Linked DNA regions of Homo sapiens: all the other regions are linked to region 1. A link is a loop called in an ENCODE intact Hi-C map of the cell type or tissue named here. Cell type or tissue: endothelial cell of umbilical vein. All regions are shown on one strand. Region 1 overlaps PTPRD (protein tyrosine phosphatase receptor type D). Region 2 overlaps PTPRD (protein tyrosine phosphatase receptor type D). Region 3 overlaps PTPRD (protein tyrosine phosphatase receptor type D).

Region 1 (4,000 bases):
ACAATGTATAGCCAATCGATAGCTATGTTATTTTAATGTAAATTCTTGGTAAACAACTCAAGAATTGGCCCTCACTTCCCTTTAAAAAAACCACTTGCAATTGCTACTTATCAAAATGTATACTCCAGACAATTTAAATCTATGCTCCCAGGTTACAATCTTCAAGTTATCCCAAATAAACTCTCTACTTATGTTAATTTTGCCTCAATTTCTTTCTTTAAGATTGATACCATGAACCTGAATATCATGGATCCTGCTATCAACTGAGTCATGAGGATTAGACTAAGGTGGTAGTGTTTGATGCAATATGGGCCAATTAGATTCTCTCTTATGGGAATTTAAAACATTTCCAGAGACAATAGCTTCTCATATTGAGTTATTTAATGGAACATTCAAAAGAAGGTCCATAAGTTTGCAATACTGACATCCCCTGCTCAGTCACAGCACCTATATTTCCCAGGCGCTGGATAGGCACCATTGTTTTTTTCCAATTTTGGAGTTATGCACCACATTTTAGTTGTAAATATTTAACATGCCTGTTGCTTTGTTTCTATCGTTTGAAATAAAATAACCTTAACTGAGACAGCACATAGGATAATATCTGGTTCTCTGAAATAGGTAGAATTTCTTTTTTTGTCTCAGTATTGGAGCTTTTTTAAAACCAACAAAATAAAATATATAAATAAATTCATTTACTTTGAACATGTATGTACATGCTAAGTTGAATTTGACAAAATTCCATGAAAGTGGATCAGTGAGAATGTGTAGAGGCAACTACTTCAGTCTCGTCTCCCTTGCTAACAGCATTATGTGTTGGCCTGAAGCAGTAAGTTCAAATTTAAGATTATTTTAGTGCCAGCTGAGTCTCAAGAGTGAGCCTGAACTGGAAAAGGGGATTAGTTTAGACATGTTCTTCACATACTCCTGCTCAGCAGTTCAGCCAATATTTACAACTTCCATGTTGCGCAATACTCATGGGCTTCTCCTCAAGGATTTGCATAGCAACCTCGGGTAAATTTAAGAGAAACATATGGCAACCTGTATTCCTGGGAGGCCACAGTCACAATTGCAGCATCCATTGGACCATTCTATTTTACAAGGCAGTTGCTGGTACTAACCATTTCTTACAGTAATATGCAAAGGGGTAAATCACTTAGGGTGTAGTTTACTTCTTGCCAGCATACTTTGGTATATATTAAAGGCTCAAGAGAAAGAGGTTTTATTTATGGACTATGACCTTACTTTGAATTAGAGAATTTAGGTGCTTAGCATTTGAACAGATTGTAAAACTCTTGTCTTTTATTATTTTCTCTATTTCTTTTTCTCATATTTTAGCTATAGATACAAAATTAGATATGAGGATTAACAAATTACTACATCTCAAATCGTTTTTAATTTGTAAGCGTCATAAACATAAAAATATCTTATTGGTTGAGAACAATAATAAAATATTTAAGAAATTAAAAAAAAAACACTAAGCTTTACCTGTGGATATTTTAAGAGTATGGAAAATAAGGTTACTTTGGAAAATTCAAAATAAATATGCTTCATTAGCACATAATTGGAATGACAATGGCAAAAATGTTATTCTCAAAATATTGCTGCATTCAGAGATAAAAATGTAAGTAAGATTATTATATTGCACAGATATTTTTACTCCTTCTAATATTAGTGTTGACTATCAACCAATGAAAAAATCTTTATGAATTTCTAGGTTAGATGCTTCCGATATTCTATTTCCCTGACAACCAATATTCAAAGAATATAAGGAGGTACGACTGCATAATGTGTTTGCTAAAATAGCTTTGTCTACCAAAGCAAAACCTCCTAAAGTGGCCTTAAACTTGATGATAATAACACATTTCATTTCTGTCCTCAGCTTTCAAGTCCCAATTTCATATATGCGTTATAACGTTAAATTGAAGGTTTATTGGTTAAAAGAATATTTTTAAAAAATAGAAGGAAAGAGAGGGAAAGAAAAGAATGGGGAGAAAGAAAACTACTTTCTAAATGCAAATTCACTCAGATACATTGTCCCATCCACAAACTCTTTCCCGTTAAAATAACACAACGCTTTCTACCTACTCAAAGTGTCATTACTGCCTTCTTATTTGAATTAAATATAGGTCAGCTCATGTGTGTAAAATTACGAAAACCCTACAAATATATGAGGTATAATTTCATTTGTCCACTAGAGGGCACTATTGTAATCTCATGAACATGACAGAAATGTGTCAAAGTATTTTTTTAATGTACATAAAAGGGAAATACAGTGTTAAAAGCAAATTGCATTTTTAATTGCCACCAACCTCTAAATACATGACAAATTGCATGCAAATTAGATTTAATTTATCTTATGTTTTATAGGTTCACAAAAGGCTTTTTAAAAAGTATTATATTTGAAAGTTCAGTTTCTATTTTCCCACCATCAGCATACCAATCACAGGTCTTGCTTTTCTTTCTTTCTTTCTTTCTTTCTTCCTTTCTTTCTTTCTTTCTTTCTTTCTTCCTTCCTTCCTTCCTTTCCTTTCTTTCTTCCTTCCTTCTTTCCTTCCTTCCTTCCTTCCTTCCTTCCTTCTTTCTTTCTTTCTTTCTTTCTTTCTTTCTTTCTTTCTTTCTTTCTTTCTTTCTCTCTCTTCCTTTCTTCCTTTCTGTCTTCTTGCTTTCTTTCTTTCCTCTCTTTCTGTCTCTCTCTCTTTCTTTTCTCTCTGACTATCTCTCAGAACATGAGAATACAAAAGAAAAACAATGGTCACATTTTGGGGTCAGGTATATGGTGTTCAGCCAAGGGTATGATATATTCCTTTTGATTTAAATAGAAAAGAAATACTTGCTCATTTAAGTTACTCTCCACTGCTACCCTCCTATGTAACAATGAAAATGCATAACAAGTTCAACAGCCATAATAGGGAAAGACAATGCATATCCTGCAACAGGAAAGGAGAAAGAAGAAAAATATATAACTTGTTCCAATGAGCAAATGAATCACAGAAATAGAATGGAAAGGACCTATTATGCATTGAAGACTATAACTTAGGGAAAACACAGTTCCACTTATGTTTATTTCAGATTACATTGCTTAGCATTTATACTGTTCTTCCAACAACAGCTCTCTCTTTCGCCTTCTCACATCACACACATCTCATAATTGTCTGTGGTAGCTTTTTTCTCAGCTCAAATGAGATTGCTTTGAAGACTAAGTTCACACACTAGAGTAATTAACTACATAATTAGTCTAGAGTGAATCTTATATTGTCTTCTATGATACCTTCCTATTCCCCACCATGTCATTTAATAAAAGCTGCCACTATTTCTAATGCCCAAATTAGGAAATTTAAGAGGCTGATTTATCCAGCCAGAAAGGGAAAAATGAAAGGACAAGAAACATTCTTTTTCACAGAGGAATCTGAAAATAGTTTAGGGCTGCGGAATAGATGTTAGAATGAACATCTTTTCACTTATGTAAAATGAAGGTTTTTGGGGATTGTAATGATCAGCCTAAGTGACTACAATTTATACCAGTGGTTCTAACAGTATAGTCTCTGGACCTGCAGCTTTATTATCACCCGGAACTCGCTAGAAATGCAGCAAATTATTAGGCCCCACCCACAAATACTGAATCGGAAACTCTGGAAATGGAGTCTGGTGATCTAAGCCTTAACAAGCCCTCCAGGGGATTATAACGCACACTAGAATTCGAGAACCATTGATTGATTGATACTGTTAAAAGATTGAATAAAAAACTAAAATCGTGACTCTCATACAATTTTCAACAATCGTATTTCAATTTACTCAACTCACTAATGAGGAGGGTGGTAGGATGTTACAACCAGCTCAAAGGAGAACTCAAATAACTACATATATCTAGGCATTAAAAGATGCTGAAATAAATTTACATAAGATGTAAGACTTTTCTATCCACAGCGTGATAAGTAATTGTATTCCACCAAGCACAATCCATTAGCCTTTCTATGGAGCATTTATAAAATTATTGGTTTTC
Region 2 (4,000 bases), 62 kb before region 1:
TGTTACACAATATTACCATAGTGAATTAGGATATTAAATAAATAAGATAAGCTCTCAGTATGGGAGAGGCTGATAAAATAAAAGAAAACAAAACACTGGCAAATGAGATGTCCATAGAGAGCTCTGAGAGAATGTAAACATGCCTGGAATCAGGAAGACTTATGCCTGGGCAAGGTGGTGTGAATGCCCAGGACTGACCTGAGGGTCCCTAATCTCTTACTTCTAGCTGACCTTGAGCCTTTGTGAAAGCAGAAAGTGAAGCTGAGGAAAATATGTAAACTGCCTTGCTAAGTATTGAAGTTGTGCTGTATTAAAACACAGAGGCCTTCTGCAAAGGTTGGGAGACCTATTAATTCAAAGCATTTAAGGTAATTATTGTCTAATTATTAGCTGACCACTATAAGGTCCTCAGAAGTGATTTCAGTGGCTTCATACGGCAAGGAATACAGACTTTACAGAATTCATCCAGGAAGGTTACTAAAGAAAATAATATTAAGAAGAACAACAAGACAACCTTCAACAACAAACCCTGAGAGAAAGAAGAGCTGATTTTCAGAGTTGGCATATTTATATTAGATTAAATATCCAGTTATCAAAAACATACATTTGGAAACATTTAACAAACCAGGAAGTATGGCCTGTATACAGGAAAAAGAGCAGTCAGTAGAAACTATCTTTGAAGAAGCCCAGGCATTGAATTTACTAGACAAACACTTCAAATTAGCTATTGTAAACATAATCCAAGACCTAAAGAAAACAATGTCCAAATAATTAAGGAAAACCTAAGAATAATATCTTGCCAAATAGAGAATCTCAATAAATAGTTAGAAATTATAAAAGTGAGTCAAGTAGCTATTCTAAAATTGAAAGCAAAATAACTGAAATTAAAAAGATATTCACTAGGGAGACTTAACATTTGAAATGGCAGAAGAAAGAATCAGCAAACTTGAAGATAAGCAATTTTTTTTTTTTTTTTTGAGACAGAGTTTCACTCTTGTTGCCCAGTCTGGAGTGCAATGATGCAATCTTAGCTCACCGCAACCTCTGCCTCCTGGGTTCAAGCGATTCTCCTGCCTCAACCTCCCGAGTAGCTGGGATTACAGACAGGCATGTGCCATGATGCCCAGCTAATTTTGTATTTTTAGTAGAGATGGGGTTTTTCCAAGTTGGTCAGGCTGGTCTTGAACTCCCACCCTCAGGTGGTCTGCCCACCTCAGCCTCCCAAAGTGCTGTGATTACAGGCGTGAGCCACCGTGCCTGGCCAACATGCAATTTTAATAAAGGAATTATTAAGAAATAATTTTAGGCAGATAGAGAGAGTAAAAAGAGTTCTTGGTAAGGCTTTTTCTTTTAATAGAAACAGCTCCTGAAACGTTTTTTTCTAGCAGAAAGGCAGCTTGAAAAGCCAGGCTGGCAAGTATTGATATGCTAATGTGGGTGATTAGAAAGTAGGTGCACCCAACATGGCCAACATGGCAATTCCCACCCTCTTCTCCTTGTCACCACATATGCCAGGCATCATGGCCACCCCCAGATAGCTCCACATGTGCAGGACTACATGACAGCTATAATTTGCATATTTAAAAGGCTAGGATGGGAGGGCCAGGTTTTTCACAGGCTACATGAATGACACACCTGGTGATACCAATCGCCTGGGCCATATGCAAATCAGACACCTTCTCCTCCAGCCTCTCAATATTACCAACCACTTTTCTGCCCCACACAGAGTTTCTTTCTTGGAACACAAACCTGCACGCTGTGCACATGTACCCTAGAACTTAAAGTATAATAAAAAAAAAAAAAAATATATATATATATATAAAAGAAGAAGAAGAAGGAATGCCCAGGCAGCAAGATGAAGCCACCTCGACCCTGTCCAGCCTGTGGTGAAGACCACTGGAGACAGAACTGCCCTCGGAGGTGGAGGTCACTGGGTGGAGTCTCACAGATGGTCCAGCAGGATTGATGGGTCCCGGGGCTCAAACCGTGGGTCCAGCAGCTCAAACTGCCATTATAGCACAGGAGCCCCAGGTGATTCTGGAAATTGAAGGAAAAAAAGTAGACCTCCTTCTAAGCACTACAGCCAGTCTCTCTTTTCTCCTCTCTAATCCAGGCCTCTCCCCTTCCCATAGCATGACCTTAAGGGGCATCTCAAGAAAAACTCTAATCCAATATTTTTCTCAACCTTAGTTGACACATACTTCCCAGACATTATCATGATAGCTCTACTAGTCAAAAAAAAAAAATCCCTCCAAATTAACCCTAGGACGTAATTTAGCTGTTTACACTCAACATAATGTGGCAGGATCACTGTCCTCTAGGGGAGCTCTAAGCTAACAAATAGCCAGGAAAGCAAGAAGTACACAAGGCAAGATAAGCAGTAGTTGCTCTAAATAACGTCTCTCTCCAGGCACAAGTGCTCAATTAGCTGAGCTAATAGCTCTAACAAGACCACTTGAGATAAGCGAGGGAAAGGTAGCTAACATTTTTACTGACTCCAAGTACTCTTTCCTGATTCTCCATGCTCATGCTGCCATTTGGAAGAAAAGACATTTTCTTACCATCAATGGATCTCCAGGAAATATCACCAAGAAATTAACAGGTTATTATCCTCAGTTTTTTTTCCTTCTATAAGAAATAGCAGGGATGCATTGCAGGGGACATCGAAAGGAAACAGATGAGGTAGCCAAAGGAAATAGATTAGCTAATCAGGCAGCTAAGTCAGCAGCAAGGAAGCCTCAAGGCATTAGCACAACTAGCAAATGGCCAACCCCAGGAAATGAAACCACGTTTATTTAACCCAGGAGATCTGGTATTAGTGAAAACTCTCACTTCTGCTTTCTTCCCTACGCTCGGGCTGGGAAAGGCCCGACACTGTTCTTTTGACAGTTACAGGAATCATCTCCTGGATGCACCACACTCAAGTCAAAGCCTAAAAAGCTAAGGGAGCAACCCCTGAAAGCCCAGAGGAAAGTCCTGAATCTCAATGTGGAGAAATAGAAGACCTTAGGCTGAAAATCATGAAAGATAAGTAACTGGGGAAGGGCTGCTCATCTTACTCAGTCCCACTGCTACCTCACCAGACTTTTTATTATTTCTGCCCTTCCCTCTCAAAATTTGCCACCAAATATTAGAACTTCTTTTTAACACATATTTGCAGGGAGAATTTAATTATACATGGGATTGCATTTGTAACTTTGTAGCTTCCCAAAGAGAAATGTTGTCTTGGCAAGTAAAGTTTTAAATGGAAATTATTTACTACGTCACTCTCATGGGAATTGTTATAGTCACGCTACTATTTGCAATAGAACTATACACTATGACACCCACGATGTGGAATTCTGGTTGTAAAATTCTAATTGCTGTAATATTTTGCCTCATTATACTTAGAGCAGGATAAGTAGTTACAGGAAAGATTTCGTCAAGGTTGTTTTGCTTACAGCAGGAGTAATAGTTTTTACTATCATTAAGTTTGACGGGACTTTTTACCGAAGGTTGCTAATGTGATGCACTCTAAGCTATGAAAAGGTTATAGAGAAAGAGATTTTATATAAGGAAGGATCTTGTTTGGTAAATTCTTGTCCTAAAAGGAAATGACCGGTTGTTTAGAGAAAGAATGTTTAGGACAAGTCAGAAAGTTTAAGTCTGTTGTAAGAGGGTCTGTGAAAGTCATGAAAAAATTTAATAATTAAAGGAAAGGAATTGTCAAGATTAATGCCAAAGTTATTTAGCCACCGAATAATGTATCTCTCCCAATCATACTGCAAGTTATAAAAATTGCCTAAGCCTAAAGTTATTCTCCAATGGCAAGTCAAGGGGGAAATGTATGCTCTTCTCAAGGAAAATGTTGCTTTTATATTAATGTTTCTGGTAATGTACATAAACATCTAGTGGAGGCAAACTGGTGTTGCAATACATGGGTGTAACTAACAAGAGTCAAATTACACTGTTAGTTATAGTCTATAGGACCCCCACTAACAGTGATAATTTTAATACTCAT
Region 3 (4,000 bases), 210 kb after region 1:
CTTATAATTTATGCAGAATATATCTTGAAAGAAATCCGGTTAATGTTATTAACTAATGGTATTATTTTTACTGTAAAATTGCACTGATAACATCAAGTGTATTTGTGCGGCATGGGGTATGGAAAGTGGATAGGAGAGAATGTAAAGAGAATACTTAGCAAGGACTACAATTTGAATTGAGCTTGAGAGGAAACTATAGTTTCAGGAAAAGCGAGAATAGCACTGCATTGCAGGCTAATTTTAGAAAAAAAAAATCTATAACCTAGATAAGTTACTGTTGCAACCCACCTAGGTTAAAAAATTTAGCGTGTAAAGCCCATTAAGAACATTCTGGAAGTTGTCAAACTATTGTCAGAAAACTTCATGAAGAAACCAGGGAATAATTTCTGCCTTTAAAAGTAGTCAGGGGGTTGGGCATGGTGGCTCACATCTGTAATCCCAGCACTTTGGGAGGCCGAGGCGGGCGAATCACCAGGTCAGGAGTTCGAGACCAGCCTGGCTAACATGGTGAAACCCCGTCTCTACTAAAAACACAAAAAAAATTAACTGGGAGTGGTAGCGGTCCCCTGTAATGCAGTTACTCGGGAGGCTGAGGCAGGAGAGTCGCCTGAACTCGGGGGGCAGAGGTTGCAGTGAGCCGACATCACACTACTGCACTCCAGCCCGGGCGACAGAGTGAGACTCCGTCTCAAAAAAAAAAAAAAAAAGGAAAAAACAAAAAAGTAGTCAGGGATGGAGCAGATGGAGTTACACCAACACTTTTGGAAGTAGGTTGAATGATGTAAATAAAAAATAGATATACAAATTATAGGCACTTAGTATCTCAGGAACACTAGCGTCTTGACACTAAGTGTTAAGAACAAATTTATATAGGAAGCAACTATGGTTTAAGCAATGAAAAAAATGTACGTTAATGTATTATTAGAGTCGTGGTTTATGAATAAAAAGATGAATTCATAATTTTTTTAATGGTTAAGTTTTTCAGTCACTGATAGCAAATGATTGACACCTACTAGCAAGATATGAGAAAGAAAGAAAATTCTTGCCCAAGGCATTTCTTGGTTAAGAATTACCTTACATTTTAAGAATAACTAGAGTTTATTTTTGGACTGGAATATAAATTGGTACAATGTTTCTTAAAACATTTTGGCATGTCTTACCAGGAGTCTTAAATGCTTATGCATTTGATCAGACTCTCTTCATAATAGTAAATATAAATGTTATGCACAAAAATGTTCATTAAAGTCTTATTTTTTTAATTGATAACAACAGGAAGACCAACAATAAGAAAATGCTGTATACATTTAATAAACTATCTGGCCATTAAAATTTTGGAATAGTTTCTATGCTCTGAGAAACTTATTATTAGGTGAATACAGTAAAAGTGAAATAAAAATCACACATATCTAATGATCTTGTTTATGTAAAAGATTTACTTGTAGAGAAAATTTTGTCAAAATTTATGCTAAAAAAATATGCTAAAAAAATAGTGATTAACAGCCAGGTGTGGTAGCTCATCCCTATAATCCCAGTACTTTGGGATGCTGTGGCAGAATTGTTGGAGGCTAGGAGTTCAAGACCAACCTAAGCAACATAGCAAACCCCCATCTCCATCTTTTTTTTTTTTTTTTTTTAAATAATTGGCTGAGTGTGGTAGTGTGCTTGTTTAGTCTTAGCTACTCAGGAGGCTGATGCTGGAGAATCGCTTGAACCCAGGAGTTGCAGGCTGCAGTAAGCTACGATCATGCCACTGCACACCAGCCTGGGCAGCAGAGCAAGACTCTGTTGCTATAAATAATAATAATAATAATAATAATAACGATAATAATAATAATAGTGGTTATAACAGAGGGGCAGCATTTTTTATTTGTTATTTTTAAATGTTCTAAATTTGTAACTATGTATTATACTAATAGTTTTCTTAGGGATTTAAATATATAGTTTCAGAGAATACGATTCCTTTGACCTCAAAAACTCTAAAGTGCTCCTTAGTTTGGCATTCAAGGCTAACAATCTGTTACCAAGTAACTTTTGATCCTTCTGACACTCTTCCTTTCCACCTAACACAGATAGATTGATCTTTCTATTTCATCATAAGTTTGTATTTCTCCAGTTCAGGGCTTTTGCTGAGTTCCATTTGTACAAAACACCTCATCTGTTACTCACATTGTCTCCTTCCTGTTTTTAAATCCCCTTTCTAGTACTATATCCTCTCATCCCAGAATCCCTATTTAACCACAATGTTGAACAACTCTCTCAACGGCTACCGTCTGTTTTATGCTACCTTTTCAACGCTAAGTGATAGAAACAAACTTAAACTGGCCTTTACAAAAGGGGTGAAGAGGGTTGGCTAAATATATTCGCCCATCTAGGGCAGGGATTTTCAGTCTCAGCAACATTGGCATTATTTGTTGTCCTGTGCGTTGTAGAATGCCTGGCAGTATCCCTGGCCTCTAGCCATCGAATGTCAGTAGCGCCCTCCAGTGTCACAATCAAAAATATCTCCAGCCACTGCCAAATATCCCCTGGGACAAAATCTCTAGCTGAGAACCACTGCTTTAAGAGGAAACTAAAAGTTCACATGCTCAAACCTTTTGCTCCTCCATCCAAAAGATTTTCACTCCACAAGCTTACTGCTGCCAGCCCCATACCTTGAACATACCAGATTAAACACTCCAGGAAAAAAAATGCATTGTTTAAAATAACAACTCTTGTAAGAAGTCTAATGCAATTTCTAATTGCCCTAACTATGAATTAATCTATTTGATCCACGTAAGAGGACAAGCAAGGGCTTGTGTATGTGTATATGCTACAATGGTGCTACATACTTAGCTGATAATGAGATAAACATGTGGTTCCTATTGAGTAATATTTTTGTTTGTTTGTATGTATGCATGTATATATGTGCATGTGTAAGTTTTAAACAGTAAGAAGTGTCAACAAATATACATATTTGCCCTGTTCTGAGGGTTGCTTTCATCATTATACAACCACCTGAGGAAAGAAAACCCTTTGATTTCTAAGAAAAGAGAGGGTGCTCTACTGTTGCTTACACTTTTTTCTCTGCCTAGTAAGACTGTAAGCTGCTTAAAGGCAAGCAATGTGTTTTTAACATTGGTGAAGGTGGGTACCTTCCAGAGTGCTGTCTTGTAGAAAGTTCAAGATATAGTCCTTTATTAACTGTAACTTTAAAAATTACAACATAACTTACTGGAACTTTTTAAGTCACCGAGAATAAAATGTTCTCATAATTTGTGTTTTACAAAAATATCTACAATTCTATAAAAATCTTCTGAAAAAAGAAAAATTATGTTCTGTAAAACATAATTCTAAAAAGTAAACTTCAAAAAAATTAAAAACTGCTTTAATACTTTTATTAATTTTTTTCCTTAGTAAACGTTAAATTTGACATCTAAACCCAAGTATGTATAATATGACAGAAATTATAAGATTCAAATAGGGAAATACAGAATAAAATACTAAATGTAAGCTTCTTGAGAGGAGGAAATACATGTTACAATGGCGCTACATAATTAGCTGATAATGAGATTAAAAGTTGAGTCCTGTTCAGTAGTATTTTTGTTTGTATGCATGTATATATGTGCATGTGTAAGTTTTAAACAGTAAGAAGTGTCAACAAGTATACATAAACTTATGGAAATATAATTACATACATATATTTTTAAAATCTTTAATTCATCTTCCTTAATCAAATTATTAAAAAAGATTATTATATCATAAATGTTTTTTAAGAATGGTAGCAATAGTTTTTTTGAAAATAAAAGTTTATTATGCTGATATAGCATTCATATTACAACATATTTGTAAAATAGGATGTTATAAGGCAATGCATCTCTAGTTAAGGGCAATAGTCTCAAGTTAAGAAAATATAATTTCAAGTTGAATTTCAAAGAGTTTGAAAGCAAACTAATGAGACTTGTTGTATATATTTTTGCTTCCTATAATTTTACAAAGCAATTTTTATCTGTCAGAGAGGGCT

Evidence for each region. A loop is a pair of places that touch in the nucleus more often than their neighbours do. Peaks named below come from ENCODE experiments on the same cell type or tissue, not always from the same donor. Only the 100,000 strongest peaks of a DNase experiment are listed, where the experiment ranks them.
Region 2: it touches region 1 in a loop (8-fold over the local background); 3 of 110 quality-filtered maps call a loop at or near these places.
Region 3: it touches region 1 in a loop (15-fold over the local background); 44 of 110 quality-filtered maps call a loop at or near these places.

The regions. Positions count from the first base shown.
Region 1 is chr9:10,058,323-10,062,322 of GRCh38, forward strand. The region is part of intron 3 of PTPRD (protein tyrosine phosphatase receptor type D); the gene reads right to left. Among named protein-coding and RNA genes, the nearest start is that of PTPRD, 550 kb to the right of the region's middle. In endothelial cell of umbilical vein, a CTCF peak has its summit at 2,200 (motif pointing right); DNase peaks (open chromatin) are centred at 2,219 and 2,969.
Region 2 is chr9:9,996,326-10,000,325 of GRCh38, forward strand. The region is part of intron 4 of PTPRD (protein tyrosine phosphatase receptor type D); the gene reads right to left. Among named protein-coding and RNA genes, the nearest start is that of PTPRD, 610 kb to the right of the region's middle. RefSeq lists an enhancer at 2,461-3,660. In endothelial cell of umbilical vein, a CTCF peak has its summit at 2,313; a DNase peak (open chromatin) is centred at 2,576; H3K27ac peaks cover 1,578 bases.
Region 3 is chr9:10,266,501-10,270,500 of GRCh38, forward strand. The region is part of intron 3 of PTPRD (protein tyrosine phosphatase receptor type D); the gene reads right to left. Among named protein-coding and RNA genes, the nearest start is that of PTPRD, 340 kb to the right of the region's middle. In endothelial cell of umbilical vein, a CTCF peak has its summit at 2,485 (motif pointing left); a DNase peak (open chromatin) is centred at 2,441; H3K27ac peaks cover 596 bases.